2 separate regions of the Homo sapiens genome follow, and region 2 is linked to region 1. Evidence: chromatin loops called from intact Hi-C (ENCODE). Cell type or tissue: PC-3. All regions are shown on one strand. Links, peaks and the distances in the headings refer to the core of each region. The heading gives the core; the rest is flanking DNA.

Region 1 (7,188 bases), core at 1,107-6,106:
TGACTTTCTGAATCTATCTTTTACAGCCCTTATCTTTTTACTCATGCTTTCTATGATTTTATATTTATGCTCTCTTATGGTATATTTCTTCTGTTTTCCAGAACAATAAGGCAGTTTTCAGTTGTGACCGTTCCCCTATCTCTTGATTTTTTTTTTTTTTTTTTTTTTTTTTTTTTTTTTTTTTTTTTGAGAGGAGTCTTGCTCTGTCACCCAGGCTGGAGTGCAGTGGCACGATCTCGGCTCACTGCAAGCTCCGCCTCCTGGGTTCACGCCATTCTCCTGCCTCAGCCTCCCTGGTAGCTGGGACTACAGGCGCCCGCCACCACGCCCGGCTCATTTTTTGTATTTTTAGTAGAGACGGGGTTTCACCGTGTTAGCCAGGATGGTCTCGATCTCCTGAGCTCGTGATCTGCCCGCCTCGGCCTCCCAAAGTGCTGGGATTACAGGCATGAGCCACCACGCCCGGCCCTCTTGATTTTTTATATCCAAAAATATGTTGAAACTTCAGAGAAACGATTTTATGTACTCTATTTGTATCACATTAAAGGTTTTTTTTTTTTTTAACATTTTTGTTATATTTATTCTTTTAATTCTGATATCACAGGAACCACTTACCCTCACTGGCTTAGTGTCCCTTGTGTTCATATTTAAGCTATTGTCTCCAGACTGTCTTAGTTCATTTGTACTGCTATAAGAGAAATACCATAGGCTGGATGGCTTATAAATAATGAGTTTCTTACTGTTCTGGAGGCTGAAAAGTAAAAGACGAAGATGCCTACAGAATTGGTGTATAACAAGCACCCATCTCCTGATTCGTAGAGCACCATCTTCTTGCTGTGTCCTCAACATGGCGGAAAGGGTAAGGAAGCTCTCTAGGGTCTCTTTTATAAGAGAGTTGAAGTAAAAAAAAAAATCCACTAGATCCATTTATGAGGGCTCCACCCCAATAACCTACTCACCTGCCAAAGGCCCCACCTCTTAATACCATCATCTTGGGTGGTAGGATTTTAAAAACAAATTTTGTGAGTGGAGGGACATGAACATTCAGTCTATAGCAGGCTTCAGGCCCACCCTTCTATTTTCTGCTTATTGAAGCTGGACCTGAGCTTCTGCAAAGCTTTTTCTGCTTTTCCAGGAGGGTCTCTACTCAGTTTTACAAATGAAAGGACACAGAGGGAGACATAAGAGACACACATGTTCCTGTTTGCTTCCTGTTGTGTCAACTCGTCAGTGCTTCTGTTTTCTGGCAGCGACAGTTGACTTCGGATCTCCCTTTTATATTCATACTCCTGGAATCATTCTCAGGGACCCCACGGCACTAGCTAGCCAGCACCCTTCTCCTAGCATTTTGAGCTTCAGTTCCACACAACCCCTCTATAAGCTTTTATTATTTACCATATAACATTGCTGGTAGTTGAACATCTTGATCTAAAAACAGAGACATTTCATATGATTCAAACCAGGACCAGTTCCATAACGGTGTGAAATGAAAAATGAGGGTCCCTTGTTCAAAAATTGTTCATCAGACAGTGAAAGCAGAACATAAGCCAGACCCTTCTGTGCACAGGGTGCCATGTGACTGCATAGGTTGCGCAGCCGTGAAGCTGGCCCTGGCTCAAACTAATAGGTGTAGGTTCAAATAAGGCCAACCTCTTCCCTTAGTTCCCCTGGCTCTATGGAATGGTAGCTGCCTTTGGTAGTCACTGTTTCTGTTCTGTCTTTTTTTTTCTTTTTTTAACTGTTTCAGTTCTCCAATACCTGTTTAATCCATTTTTTATTGTTATTTTTATTACAATAACTAATGTGACTTCTTTTTTTCCTGAGTGATCCCTCCTAGATGCTTATGATATTTATTTGACTTCTCACGTCAGCCATTGTGCAACAGGGACCCTTTATGTTGAAATGGGGTGGTGTCGGTTTTCAGGAGTATCAGGAAAGTCCAGTTTTTCAGTAAGAGGGTGTCAAAACATTTAAGCCAGACACTTAAATATGGAGACATGTTCAAAACAGAACAAAACAAAACACAAAACAGGTTAAACGTATTTCTTTGCTCTTAACCTAAGTTCAGATTTTGGTATTCTGTTACCATGTCTTTCCTACAGAAATTGTTCTACCCAGATGAAGATCTGATGTTAAGTGGTACCGACATTAAATTCCAGCGTATGTAAAGGACTAGCAACACTGCACACTTTTTAAAGACCTTGCTGAAAATCCAGACTCCCCTAACCAAAAGTCTTTGTATACTAAACCAGCACAGTTATTCTAGAGGACAACAGTAGTACCTGCGGACTGTTAGATGCCTGTGGTCTGCAGAGCCAGAATACAATATTTGATTTGGCTCTTAAAGAGAGTGCTAATTTCCAGAGCATTAAATGGGGGCCTATGTTTGTTGCTAAACAATTAGACACACGTTGGCTTGCATTCTCATGCAAGCCCTGCATTAATCAAAGCCTGTTGTAATCTAACTGCTGATTGTTTTGAAAGATGAGGAGAGTGCATCTGTGTTCCAGTGAATCCCATGCATTCAAATTGCCCTTAAAACAATGAAAGTCAAGTCATGGCAGCTGAAATGAAGCAGCTTTGTACCTGGGAACACTAATATGCATAAGCATACCCCTCATATGGATGTGCTTGGTGGGGAAATGTTTTTGTCTTGTTAGGGAACATGCATTAATGCAAATTTGAGAATAAGAAGTTATAATCATTAAAGGCAATTCCATTTCTGAGCTACTTACAGAGACAGAAAATATTGCATAGCTTTTATAAAACTGCAAATTACATCTGATTTGAACTTCATTTAAAACTCCAGAGTGAGAGAACTGTGAGTTTCCCGTTAAATACAAAAGCTTAAATGAGAATTCAGCACTCAGGAGACAGCTGACTGACAATAACCAATCTCACTGACGCTTGAGTGGGTACACACCAGTACAGTTAATCAAAACTCCACTCAGCTGCCAGCTCTTTTGGCATTCTTCTGAGCCCAGCAGAGAGTATCCAGGACAGGAGATTCACCCATCAAAGCTTCAGCTCTGCTTTCCTTGACATTCCAAGCAGATTAGTAAATGACAGATTTCTGCAGCCTAGTAATGGGGCTAGCATGACTCAATGGCAGAGATGACAAGCAAATCTGTAGGATCAAGTGTTCACGGCCTCTTGTTCCATCAGAACTGGCAAAGCTGCCACCAAGGTTATTGGAGTCATATGTTTGGGGGAGAAACATTTTGTTTCAAACAATGTGACAGGAAAGGAGAATGAGTCTACTCCTCACTGACACGTATAGCAGAAAATCTATCAAGCCTTCACCACCCAGCACCATCTATCCCTCCCCTGACACGTCATACAAAGATTTGTGTGTGTGTGTGTGTGTGTGTGTGTGTGTGTGTATTTTGGGAAAACAGCAAAAATCATGGTCTGATTAAAGTTTACCCTAGGTAAAACTTTACTTACAAAAATGGTACACATAGACATTCCTGATAATCTTGTCTAATATTTGCAAATATTTCATCTTCCTCATAAAGTAAATGCATATTACCCTGTAAACATAGTCCCCACAACGCTTTTTCAATTGCTTAAACATAATCTAACCAAAATTTAAAGTTATGATTGAATATAGAAGGACTCAGATGAGGTGTACGTGGATTCACCAGTAGAGTTTTACTCAGAAACTTTTGCTTTGCTTTGTAACCCACTTATGAACAAGTCCTGAGTGTCTTGACTGATGATAAACTTACCAAGGCTTTGTTTGTTTCAGATTCTCTGTCCTGCCAATGCCTTCCTGGGCTTTAAAGAATTGCCTTCTTAGCCTCATTCCAAATTGATTTTCTGAGCACCTATTGTAGAAAAGGAGCCTGAAAACTACTGAAGAACACATCAGTGAAAGTGCTCATGCTCTTTCTACTTGGATAGCAGATATTAAATAGCAGCTTTAAAGTACTATTTCCACAGCAGGAAAACTATTTGAGAAAAGAGCCTAGGAGGCAAATACTAAGGTACCTGAGATTGCTTTTGCCAAAGATGGCTTTATACAAGGAAAGTCCTCTCGAAATGTCTCCACTTCTCTTATCTACTAGGAAATGTGAAAATGTGTGTAGCGTCTCCTCAGGATGTGAGCGTGTCATCATATGCCAATGTGAGCTTGTGCTAGTTAGTTCTTACTCAGTCCTTTAACATCCATCCACTCTTCTGCATCCCAGTTTGTGGAAACAATGATGCCTGATTTGAATAGCATTTTACAGGTTTCAGTGGTAGACCCACTCTCCAGGTAAGCAATCTGGATTCAAGTCCCGGCTCTGTCCCTTATCAGCTTGTCACTTTGTACAAGTTACCGATCCTCTATGTACCTCAGTTTTCTTATCTACAAAATGGGGATAATAATAGTACCTATATGATAGGATTGTTTAAGGATCCAATTATTTGTATATAAAGCACTTAGAACAGAGCCTGGCACAGAATAAGTTTTATATACATGTTCTATTGGTATTATTTTCTTAATAAACCTATGATGCGTGATCAATTACCCCCTTTAAAACCAGGAGACTGAGGTTTGAAGATGTTAAATAAATGATTCCAAGCCAATTTCTAGAAAGCATCAGGATGAGGACCAGAATCTAGGCCCTCTCCCAGTCAAATGCTCATTTTACTTTTCCACTAGCATAGGACTTTTATAAGCTTTTCAAAGGCAGAGCCTGTGTGGTCCCTGTCAATGCTTTCCTCCAAAAGCATTGAGGTGGAGCCTCAATGCTAAGAATCCAGTCCCTGTGGTTGGGAGCTTGCCTCAGGTATGGGGGAGGCATAATCTCTGAGGTAGGGGATCTGGTCATCAGAACCAGAAGAAAACAGGAGAGGATGTGGGGTGAGAAGCTAAATGCAGCAAGGGCCATGTTTTCAGCACATCATTCCATATCTCCTTCTCTCCTTCTCTGTCTATAACCAAGTCATTTTTGGTGCAAAAAACTGAGGTCCCTTTTATGGAAAAGTGTAGGTACTGCACTGGATACCTGAGCTACAAGGCACAAGCCCAAAATTTTAGAAAGAGGTTTAAGTGTCAAATCCGTGGGACTTCAGTTTCACATCAGCATCATCCTCAGATCACTCACAGTCACCCAAGAGTGGGTAAGAATCTTTCCTGTCCTAGGGCTCAGGAACCTTCTGGTGTCTCCCTCCTGCTCTAAGCCAGCTCTCCATCCCTCCACACTTCGTACTTTCATCTCCTATCATGGCTGTAGCAGTCTTGGATCATCACTTTTGTCTTCCCAGGAAATCGTGTCTGCAGGTTTGTGAGAACATAGCTATTCATTCTGGTTGCCAGCCCCCTTCTTCTCTGCTGAGCCCTCCTGGGCTCACCCAGGGCATCAGGATCAGGACCAGAAAGAGGTCCTGGATTATTATCAGGACCAGAAAGAGGTCCTAGATTATTCTTGGGAAGAATAATCTAGTTGTCTCTCTGCTCCTGGTGATTTTCTTTTGAGGGGAAGTTATTCTCAGCAAATCTGTCCTCTTTGACCCTGCAATTCTAGGAATAAAATATTCTTAATATTACATCAAAACTACAATACCCCTATAAATCTCTTTGAGCCTCACATCCTCTTTCTATTTAAAAGAGATTAGACTCAGGAAAATGGACTCTACGGTAACCACAGGAGGGATAACTGTAGGGTGCTTTTAGGATTTTTAAATTTTTATATTTTGTTTTGTTTTAGTTATTAAAGTCTTGTACTAAAGCAATTGTAAGACATTCTCTTGCCCCATGTTACACTATATTCAGAGGGGTGGGAGAGTGTGGTGATACAATAGAATGGCAGCAAAACTAAAGGTCTACCTATCTTAGGGGATAAAGTTTATAAGAAAAATAATCATCAGAGCCATTAAGCATTTTTACTTACTATAAAGCTTTTTAAAATGTAGAATGGGAAGATAACAGCACCTAACCTAGGATCATGAGTCAGCATATGGACAACACAGAACAAGGCCTGGTGTGGGGAACGATATTGTAAGTCTTGGTCATCTCACTTGTTTCCCTTACAGCATCATTCTATTCTGTTCTCACAACAACTCTGCAAGGCAGGGGTTATTTCCATTTTATAGAGGAGGAAAATAAGTGATTTATTCATGCTTGCAAAACTACAAAAGTATAGAATTGAAGTTCTAGGTCTTCCTTTTTTATAATTCTGCAATCTGAGTGGCACTGGCTGGTAAATTCCATAGGAAAAATAATTCCTTTTTCTCTGAAGGTTTGGTCTTGGAATTGGGACAGGAAATAAAATTGGTGAATGTTGCATTCCAAGATTAGGAGTAAGTGGCTCTGACATCATCTTTGAAAAATGCAGTAGATGTCAATGCAGAGTTTATAGGGATGATTTCGGAGTCACCATTTACAAGATTTCATTCGCTAGTTATTACAAACCAATTTCTGCATTCAGTGCACTTGTGTGCACACACAGAAACACACACATTTTAAACATGGATCGATGCAAGAAATTGCATGAACATTTTCTTCCCTAGCATGTAGGAAAACTTCCACCCTAATTTTGAATTGTCCCATGTAACAGTTCACCACACATCTTACTACTTCTAGATATTATTTTTTCATTTTTTTCCCCTCTTTTCCTCTTTTCTTCATTCAACAAACATTTGTTAAATACCTACTATTTCCCCAGCCATCGACACATTCAGACAAATTGGCAGGATCCTTGCCCTCAGGCAGCCCTGGTTCCACTCATTCCTCCAGAGCTTTATTCCCCTTCTCTATCCCCACATTTCTCACTTTGGTTCAGACCTCTTTTCTATTTTTCTAGATTCTTGCAATAACCTCCTAAATGGTCACTGGACTCAACTTTCCGATCATGGCTTTTATCATGTTCTTTTCCCACTTAGAAACTATTCATGACTTCCTACTGTCTAATGAGTTAAGTACAGACCTCTTTTTGTGGCATTCAAAGCCCTCCTCATTCTGGCTTCTGACTTTTCTTATGTATCAACTTCTATAACTGCCCTCTTTCATCCCTTTGCTGATTTCCAATAGAAATACTATCCCACCAAGCACATTTCCTTCCTCCCCTCTATGTGTGGTTGCATCTCAAGTATTACTTTTTTGTTTTTTTGTGGTTTTTTTGAGATAGAGTGAGACTCTGTCACCCAAGCTGGAGAGCAGTGGTGTGATCTTGGCTGACTGCAACCTCTGCATCCCGG
Region 2 (5,000 bases), core at 1-5,000, 65 kb before region 1:
TCTAATTACATTGATTTTTTTTTGTGTGGAGGGGCAACAAAAATACTTCATAAGTGGCACTGTGTTCTTCATTTTACATTGTATCATAAGGCACACACGTGTTGTTTTCTTGTTTTTAGTCATGCTAACATTGATTCATGTGTACAGGCAGTGACAGCCTCATTCCTCATGTAAAGTTTCTCATCAGTATTTCATCTAATAGATCATTGCTTGGATAACTACGGTTGCACACTGATTTTTCTAATTTTGTTATTCCTTCCACATTTATTAGCTAAAATTCTTCTGCAAAGAGGCTTCAATTAGGTCTATTTAGTTACCTGGATATTATGAAATACATTTTTTGTTGAAAATAAAGAATACCTAATTTTTTCATTTAAACTGGGAATATTCAAAAGATGCTGTTGATAGTTTCCAGCAGTGTCCAGTGACATTTTCTCTTTAAGTATCATTGTGAGCTTCTTGTATATCTAATGTTTCAGTAAATTGCATTTATTTTATTTTTCATGTGCAGTTGTCTCTGGTCTTTGGCATATATGTGACGCCTCTTAATGTTGACCTGTATATCTTTCTTTTTGCTTTTATGAGGAGGGGGTAAACCTTAATAGTGAAGTGTAGCGTCATACACAAAAATGTACAAATTTCAGAGTACAGCTTTATGAATTTTCAGTAAGTGAATAAACCTATGAAACAATCATGCAGATCAGTATAATATTTTATGGTGATTCGTTCTCAAAAATTATGTTTGCAGTTAAATGGACCTAACACATATAGTACAAACCTTATTTTTCTTTCAATATATTGTAAACAACTGAGAACCGCTGAAGATGGCCCAGGGAGATTGTGATTCATCCACTCTTATCTAAATATATACTAATGATTGGTAAAATATAAAAAAAGGAAATCACAAACCTTAGCTGGCTTGAAATACAAGATAAGTATTACATTGTGTCAGAAACAGGACAGAAAATAAAATTATAAGTAGGGCCGGAAATACAGATAGATTGAGCTATAAGTCCAGAATTAGGAAGCAATGAAGCATGGCTTTTTTAAAGTAAAAGGAATTAGTAGTGCTAAATGTTACATAGGACTATAACCAGGCTTGTTGCTGGTCGAATCCAGTTCTGAGGTTAGGCTCTCCATCTCCCCAATAAAAAGAGACTGAATAAAGCTGTTGCAGGCCTGGAGCAGTGGCTCATGCCTGTAATCCCAGCACTTTGGGAGGCTGAGGCAAGCAGATCGCTTGAGCCCAGGTGTTTAAGACCAGCCTGAGCAACATGGAAGAACCCTGTTTCTACTACAAATACAAAAAATTAGCCAGGCCTGGTGGTGCATGCCTGTCATCCCAGCTACTCAAGAGGCTGAGGTGGGAGAATCACCTGAGTCCAGGAGATCAAGGCTGCAGTGAGTCATGATCATGCCACTGTATTCCAGCCTGGGCAATGGGAGTGAGACCCTGCCGCAAATAACCAAACAAACAAAATAAAGCTGTTGCAGAATCACTGATTGAGTTTATGGCATTATAGAAATCTGTAGGCTTAAGAAAGCTGAAAGACAAAGAAATAGCCTGACTCCTTAGATGCTGAATCTCACTACCTATCCACGAGATCTGCAGTATCCCAACATTGCCAGAACAGAACCCCCAAACTGGCATTATAAATATCGTATGTATGTAGATATGGAAGGGACAGTACAGAGGTCTATGGAGGGAAAATACTGCTCAAGATGAACCTAGAATCCAAAATCCAAAGTAAATGGGAAAAAAAATCTAATCCAAAAAGGAAAACTAACAAAATCATTCAGATGAAACAGCTAGTCAATTAGTTGTTAATTTTATAGAAAAATCTGACAAAAAAGTTAACTATTTTAGTTTCCTTGAACAGATACATGAAGGAATAACTTGCAGTACAAAATAACAAGAACTTCTGGAGAGAAACAGGGAAAGATAATACAGTTATAGTTGAAAGTAATGTCAGAAATGAAAAATGTAGTCTTTAAATGAAAAAATTGATAGACAAACTATACATTAGATATGATTGAAGAAGACATGATAAATTGGTTATGTTATGAGACAAAAACAATAGTTTCAGATACTCCAACCTATTTCTAAAAGGATTTCTAGAAGTATAAAACAGAGAGAATGACAGAGAAGAGAAATTTGAAAAACTAATTCAGGAATTTTCCAGAATTGGAGAATGATGAGTTCTTGGATGAAAAGCATCTGCAAAGTACCAAAAATAATAAACAAAAGTAAATTAAAGAGGAAAATCTTCAAAGTTACCAGATAAAACATCAGATTTTCTTCCAAAGTAATCACCATGTTGACAGCGGACTTCTCATTCACAACACTAGATGTCAGAAGACAGTAAAATAATATATTCAAATTGATGAAGAAAAATAATTGTTAAACTTTATTGCCATCTAAAATAATTCAATAATGAAAGCAATAAGAGACTTTAGGAACCCAAAGACCACAAGAATTCACCACTCACATACAGCCTCAATGAAAGCAATATTGAAACATGTACTTCTGCAAAAAGTAAAGCCAGAGAGAAAGTAATGAACACCTAAAACAACAGTGAACCCCAAATTAACAAAATAATTTTAGTGTGTAATTTAACTTAAATTTAAGTAGCTTAAATATTGACTGTAAAATATGTTATGCTTAAGCTGAAAATCTAAACAGCAATAATTCAATTAGATATAATGTGTTAAAATTCATACTATGTTCAGTACTGAATACTTTAAGAATTTATTAGAAAGTTTTACACTTAATTACGCATTTAAAAGTAGATGGTAAAACACTAAAATGGATATACAATCCATAGCAGAAAAGGAGAAAAAGCAAAAAAAGGTAAAGAGAAAAAAATATAAAATGGGAATAATACCAAATATATGACTATTGTAAACATATTAATCCTACCAATTAAGAGAGATTATCAGACTGGGGAAAAAATAAAATCCAGTTAAATGTTACTTAAAGATATACATTTCAGTCGTGATCACGCAGATAATTTGAGAAGTGGAAAAATACAAGAAAGAAGAACTTAATGGTGAAAATGTCCTGTTTACATATCACAAGAGTAAATACTTAAAAAATGTCAGACTTTCCAAAATCAAATTTTAAAATTTAATGCAATTTCAACCAGTATCCCAAAGTGTGTTTTGTTTTTTTTTTTAATCTGTGGCACATGAGTTTGAGTTAGCATTTGCTCAAACTAGCTCAAAACTTAGTGGCTTAGAATACCAATTTATTATTTTCTCACAATTCTGTGGGTTGCCTAGTAGATCCTTTGCTGATTTACTCAGACCCACTCTGCATCTGCATTCGGCTAGATCAGTTAGAAGGGAAGGTCCATGCTGGCCTCATTCATATATATGGCAACTGGTGCTAGCTCAGTCCTTCACATGCCCTCTCATACTGTAGGTACCTCATACTGAGGTACCTCAGTCCTTCACATGCCCTCTCATACTGTAGTAGACTAGGAGAGCTTCCTTATATGGTGGTTTCAGTGCAGCATTTCTAGAAGGCAGAGCCTTTTAAAGCCTAGCTTCAGAAGTTGCTTAAAGTCCTACCACATTCTATTGGTCAAAGCAATTTAAAAGACCAGCCCAAGTTCAAGGGGTAGAAAAGAAACTCCACGTCCTGAAGGAAGCAGCAGCCAAGCTTACTTGGCAAAGGGGTGCATATTAGGAGGAGAGGAATGTTTGACCATATTTTTCACTGTGTCACACTATTATTATTGTTATCATTATTAAGCAATGGCAGTTGAGACAGTATGGTGCTGGTTTAGGGAACGACAGACTAATGTAACACAAAAAAAACAGTCCAGAAACAAACTTATGCCAGTATGGAAACTTGACACATGACAAAAGTGGAGTTGGTTACAAATTAGGGGCTTGGAAGGACTATTTGATAAATAATTCTGAAACAATTGCTCACTCATTTAGAAAATGATAAAATTTGATCCATACTTTATATTACAAATAAAAATTGACTCTGAAGGTTTAAAAAGTTACAGAAATAAAACTGAAAGAGAAGACTTTTAGAAACAAAACACAGGAAAATATCTACTCAGGATTTCTTTAGACACAAAAGAAGTAAAAGTCTTAAAGGAAAAAGCTGATAAATTTGCTACCCTGAAATTAAAGATACCATAGAAAGTGAAAACACAGGCCACAGACTAGGAAAAGATACTAGTATCTTGTATAACTGACAAAGGATTAGTACTTAAAACAGATAAAGGATGTTTATAGATCAATCTTTTAAAGAAAATGTCCATAGTAAGGAAAAGGTGGAGGTGGGCAAAAGATTTTAATAGGCAACTTAGATGAAGAGGAAACCTGAATGGCTAATAAACATAAGGAAAAGTACTTGTTCTTACTAGTAACTAGGAAATGAAATTAAGACCAAAATTTGATTCCATTTCATGCTCATCAGATTGACAGAATTTTTAAGTCTCAACAGACCAAGTATTGGCAAGATTGTAGCATAATGTAAATTCTTATATATGACAAGTAAGAGTATAGATTGATAGAGTTACTTTGGGGAATAATTTGTCAATATTAGGTAAAATTGAGATTGACCACACCTTCAACCTACCTAGAGAAATTCATGCAAATGTGTATAAGGAAGTACACAGCATGGTTATTGAGGTGTTTTTTTAATAATGGTAAACAGTTGGAAATATTCACCAGCAGAAAAATGGATAAATTGTTGTATATTAACAAAATGAAATGTGCAGCTGTTGGAAATGAAAGAACAAAATGGATGCACCTTAAAACCAATAATGAAGGAAAAGAGTAGGTTGCATGTTACCCTTTATATAGAGATTGGAAACATGAAAAACAATACTATTTATTGTTTATAGATACAGATAAAACTAAATTCAGGCCAGAATATTTTCAAAACTCTTCAAGTGACCTGTATATCCCATTAGTCATATAGTAGAAAGAATATTTAAGTATTAAATAATTATATTATCATCCCAGCTCTTTTACTA

Evidence for each region. Hi-C counts contacts between places; a loop is a spot of excess contacts. Peaks named below come from ENCODE experiments on the same cell type or tissue, not always from the same donor. Only the 100,000 strongest peaks of a DNase experiment are listed, where the experiment ranks them.
Region 2: a loop joins it to region 1, with 2.2 times the contacts of the local background. A loop is called at or near these places in 1 of 110 quality-filtered maps.

What each region holds. Positions count from the first base shown.
Region 1 is chr11:103,526,346-103,533,533 of GRCh38, forward strand. No RefSeq gene overlaps it. Among named protein-coding and RNA genes, the nearest start is that of MIR4693, 320 kb to the right of the region's middle. In PC-3, for the core only: no CTCF peak of the experiment used is centred there; DNase peaks (open chromatin) are centred at 1,896, 3,076 and 6,006; H3K27ac peaks cover 2,331 bases.
Region 2 is chr11:103,462,292-103,467,291 of GRCh38, forward strand. All of the region lies in intron 87 of DYNC2H1 (dynein cytoplasmic 2 heavy chain 1), which reads left to right. Among named protein-coding and RNA genes, the nearest start is that of DYNC2H1, 360 kb to the left of the region's middle. In PC-3, for the core only: a CTCF peak has its summit at 2,332; no DNase peak of the experiment used is centred there.